Regions from separate parts of the Homo sapiens genome. Here region 1 is linked to region 2. A link is an interaction called in ENCODE POLR2A ChIA-PET data of the cell type or tissue named here. Cell type or tissue: PC-9. All regions are shown on one strand.

Region 1 (2,500 bases), 250 kb before region 2:
TTTTTTAAAATCATTTTTCTATCTTTAAGAGTTCTGATCCACTTTTAATTTCCAGCAGAATGTCTGGCATTTTAATTAACGTCTTCTTAAAAAGCAAGCTATCACAACTGATAAGATGGAGTTTTGATAATTTTCTGTCTGTAAAAATTGGCCATTGACTTTTGGTCCTATTTGATTTCAATTATGGCATGATCCCTCCCACTGCACGAAGAATGTAGTTTGTGGTCAAGTTTTGGGTATCCAGGTATTACAATATGTACCTTATTTGGTTTTAAATGTGTAAATCATTTAGTCAGTTGTTGATTTCTTTTTTTTTTAAGTAGGTCTGTCCTAATTAAAAGCAAAAAATCTTAAGCTTATATATATCTTTTCATCTTTTCTGGGCAGAGAGGCAGATGAAGGCTGTAAAAAACCTTTAGAAAGATTGCTGAACATCTGGCAAGAACGAAGTGTGTATGGCGGCGAGTTCATACAGCAGCTGAAGCTGTCTATGGAGGACTCCAAGAGCCCTCCCCCCAAAGGTAGAAACATCACCACATGTTTACAGCTCTTGGTCTTTGCCTACTTTCGAATCAAATATGAAAAGCTGCAGTGGGGTTTGCTGTGAACCACCAGCGATTTTATGATTCTTCAGAGAGACAGATGATCATGAATGATGGTGAGAATTTATGTAGTGCTCACAGCGTGTAAGCCTGGTTCTAGTATTCATGCTATTCATCCTCTCACACCCTGACTTTTGCTCTCTGTTCTCCTTGGCTTGCTTCTGTCTTTCAGAGACTTTCCTTGCACAAGGAAAGGAACAACAAAGTTGTTCAGAGTTGTGGTGAACTAGGAAGTAGCCTGGACTAAGATTTTGTCCTTGCTCTGCCATTAACTACAATAGGACCTTGGATAAGTTTCTTAGCTTTTTAAGAACTTGATTTAATTAAATGTAGATGTGCTTTTGAAACATATCCTTAGGATTGTCAGCATGGTGTCTGTCTAAAGTTGATTGTTTGTTTGTTTTGGAGACAGAGTCTCACCCTGTCATCCAGGCTGGAGTGCAGTGGCGTGATCTCGGCTCACTGCAACCTCCGCCTCCTGGGTTCGAGCCATTCTCCTGCCCCAGCCTCCTGAGTAGCTGAGATTCAGGCACCTGCCACAACACCCGGCTAATTTTTGTATTTTTAGAAGAGACGGGGTTTCACCATGTTTGCCAGGCTGGTCTCAAACTCCTGACCTCAAGTGATCTGCCCGCCTCGGCCTCCCAAAGTGCTGGATTACAGGTGTGAGTCACTGCGCCCAGCTTAAAACTGATTTTGATCTTTACTGAACCCAGGATATCTTTAGGAAGTGCATCTGTGTGTGAATTTTGCAAAGCCCTTAATAAGAGCTTATATTATTTTTTCTTTTTTCTTTCTTTTTTTCTTTTTTTTTTTTTTTTTTTTTGAGACAGAGTCTTGCTTTGTTACCTGGGCTGGAGTGCGGTGGTATGATCTCAGCTCACTGCAACCTCCGCCTCCCGGGTTCAAGCAGTTCTTTGCCTCAGCCTCCCGAGTAGCTGGAATTACAGGCACCTGCCACCATGCCCAGCTAATTTTTGTATTTTTGGTAGAGACAGGGTTTCACCATCTTGGCCAGGCTGGTCTTGAACTCCTGACCTCGTGATCCACCCGCCTCAGCCTCCCAAAGTGCTGATATTATAGGCGTGAGCCACCTCACCTGGCCTATTTTTTTCTTTAAAGAGTAAGATCAAATGTTGTTTAGTTACTTGGCTTCTGGTTAGTTGTGGTTTAATTCTAGTTGGCATGACATGTTTCTTAGCTACAGATCTGATCTGCCTGCATACATGTTTCCTGGAGGATCGAGTCCAAGTACTGATAGTATTGAAGACCCTTTCTATCTGAACTAGCCTGTTTTTCCAGATTCTTCTCCTGCCACTTCCTCACTTACACTGTATTCTTTGGCCAAACTGAATTGCCGACAGTTTACCCTCTGGATGCTCTGTTGGCACTGCTTCCTTTCCATCTGCTGTTACCTCTACTTGATGTCCTTCTACCGCTTTCACTGTGTGATGAACTCATTCTCCAAGAATGCAACTCTCATTCTGACATCTTCCCTGGCTTGTCTGGGCCCATGTGGTCATTCCCTCCTTGTTCTCTGGTACTTTATACATGCATCTGCTATAGAACCTAGTCATGATTAGCATGTGTGACAGTATCCTTCACTGAGTAACCCTTTTGTGTACCCTTCATGATCCTTTCCAGGTCTGGAATTATTTGCATTTTGCAGTGGGTAACTTTCCTGTGAAACCAAAGGTTAGAGGCTTTCTGTGAATGACATAAGTGCTTTCAGACTGCAGGTCATTGTTGTTTTACTTGGTGTTGCTAGAAGATAATTTTAGGATCACTCAGGTGATTGGTAGCTTCTGAAAAGCAAGATGTTTCCTGCTTTGGATTCTGGTGTTTTTATTGTGTCCTTTGGAGGTCTTCAGTACAGCTTTGGGGAATTACTCAGCATT
Region 2 (2,500 bases):
CCAGAGAGGCACCCTCCCTTCCACCCACCCCTGGAGAGCTGCTCTATCTTGTTTTCCTTTCTCTCAGCCTTCAGCTTGTCCCAGAAACTGCCCTTTGTGCAGGGCTCAGGCCTTCAGTCTGAGAAACCACCCTCCTTCCATCAGCCCCCAGGCACCGATGCAGATGCCTCCCCCCGGAAGCGTTGGGGGTTTGCCAGGCCAGACTGAGCTTGTCCTTAGTCTCCAAGCACTTAGGGTCTAGAACTATGCTCTGACTCTTCTTTTAATTTATTCACTATTGAGTAAATCTTGTGTCCCACTCTGGGATTGCTGTGATAATAATAATTAATATTAGTATTAATAATAATGAGGAAGCTCAGCCCCTACCCTGTGCCCCTTGGAGGCTCATATCTTTCTGACCAGATTACTCAAAGGAGCCCTTTTATGAGACGTGAAGCTGGGAAGGAGACAGACAGTGTTTTTTAGCATAACAAAGCAGGGGAGACACCCTCTTAAGAGTTTATGCCATAATACAAAATTAATACAAATTGTACAAAATGTCTGATTCTCTTTTTTTTTTTTTTTTTTTTTTGAGACAGAGTCTCGCTCTGTCACCCAGGCTGGAGTGCAGATCACAGCTCACTGCAAACTCCGCCTCCCAGGCTCAAGTGATGCTCCCACCTCAACCTCCCAAGCAGCTGGGACTACAGGCGTGGGCTACCATGCTGGCTAATTTTTGTATTTTTTGTAGAGACGGGGTTTCGCCATGTTGCCCAGGCTGGTCTCAAACTCCTGGACTCAAGCGATCTGCCCACCTCGGCCTCCCACCATGCTGGCCTGATTGTCTTTTCCACACTGCACCTTGAGGCTGGATCTCCAGGTGGGCCTGCTTCTCTCCTCCCCTTCACCCTCCAGCATCTACCACAAGCTCCTCCTTCACCTGCAACCCCCTCTCAGGATGAAAGAATGGCTGGCAGCATAGCCTGGAAGCCGGACACACAGAGGAAGGGGGACCCTGGTGGGTGAGGGAGGGAAAGGGCTAGAAAATCAGAGCTGAGGGGAGGGAGAGTACAGGGCCTCAGGTGACCACAGAGGTGACCTCATGTTAAACCCAGGCAAGACCTGTGCCTGAGGATGGAGCGTGGGGACAAACGAGGAAACAGGTTCAGCAAGTTTAAGCAGCAAGCTCACAGTCACAGAGCGAGGAAGTGGCAGAGCTGGGATCTGGGCCCAGGTTTGTCAGGTTCCAAACCATGCCCTTAACAGCCTTGCTGTGCTGCGGGGGCTCACATAAGGCAGGGAGTGGCTGCTTCTCCTCCAAGCCCCTGGCGGAGTGGAAGGCTCACAGAGGCAATGTAAGCCACAGATTCCTCTATCTTTGCCCCTATCCAGTCCAAACCCAGAGGCCAGAGGGCCAAGAGCTCAGTTTCCAGTGCCCCTGGCTTGTTTTCCTGGGGGCTCTGAGGCTCTCCAGCCAGCTAGTGATGAAGGTTGACTTACGATTATTTACTGAGCACCTTCTCTGTGCAAATCGATTCACACCTATTATCTCATTTCATCCTCAGGAACAACTGCCATGATGAGCACTGTTTCCTCATCTTTAAATGAGGAACCCCAATTTCAGAAAGGTGGAGGAACTTGGCCAGGCTCACAGAATAGGGTAGCATGGCTGGGACTATGAACCCAGGACTGCCTGGCTCTAAACCCAATTCACTTTCTTCTGGAAAAAGTCGTCAGCCTAAGGACGGAAGAGCAGGAAAATAGACAGATCCAGCCCTTGAACTGACCAACTCTTGATCCACCCCATCTGTGAATTTCTACTGAGAAGAATATATTTTCCCTATGATTTAAGCTGCATCAAATTGAAATAGCAGGAGAAGAGTTTTGGGGGATGACAGGATTCTTCTATATCCTGATTGTGGTCCTGGTTACAACACATAGCTATACATGTATCAAAATTCCTAGAACTAAAAGGAACTCTAGGAAGCAAATATGGCAGAATGTTAAGGTTTTATAAACCTATGTGGTCTATTCTTTTCTTAGGTTTGAAATATTTTATAATAATTTTAGGGAAAAGAAAAAAACAAAAAGCAGGAGGAGGAGGAAGAGGAAAAGGATATTTGGGGAAAGTCTGTTTAGATGGGATGGCTGGAGCTGCTGCGGCCATCTTGCAACCATGAAAGAAGCCAGTGTAAGAGCAAATCTGAGACACGGGGATGGGAGAGCAGAGAGATGGAAAGATGATCCTGCAGATGTCGGTCAGTTGCTGAATCAATCAGAATCTCAAACCTGTCCTCCTCCCTCTGGACTTCCTCTCTGCCATAATAAATTTGTTTATCGTTGAAGCAATGTGAGTTGATGGTTTCTGATACTTGGGTTGAAGACACTGTTACTGATACAGGATACGGGGTCAGATCTGAAGCAGTGGGGCAGCCCCATGGCCAGCAGCAGTGCTGACAAGGAGACTGTGGAAAGTCACTGATGTGGCTCATCTAGATGTGGCTGGGCATGAGACATCGGG

The links. ChIA-PET counts read pairs that join two places held together with the same protein. Peaks named below come from ENCODE experiments on the same cell type or tissue, not always from the same donor. Only the 100,000 strongest peaks of a DNase experiment are listed, where the experiment ranks them.
Region 1: POLR2A ChIA-PET joins it to region 2 with 7 read pairs; 3 of 35 experiments call an interaction of 5 or more read pairs at or near these places.

The regions. Positions count from the first base shown.
Region 1 is chr20:38,047,961-38,050,460 of GRCh38, forward strand. RPRD1B (regulation of nuclear pre-mRNA domain containing 1B) reads left to right here. Exons shown (of 7, transcript NM_021215.4): 3 at 388-521. Among named protein-coding and RNA genes, the nearest start is that of RPRD1B, 15 kb to the left of the region's middle. In PC-9, no CTCF peak of the experiment used is centred here; no DNase peak of the experiment used is centred here; H3K27ac peaks cover 331 bases.
Region 2 is chr20:38,299,045-38,301,544 of GRCh38, forward strand. No RefSeq gene overlaps it. Among named protein-coding and RNA genes, the nearest start is that of BPI, 3.9 kb to the right of the region's middle. In PC-9, no CTCF peak of the experiment used is centred here; a DNase peak (open chromatin) is centred at 1,137; H3K27ac peaks cover 391 bases.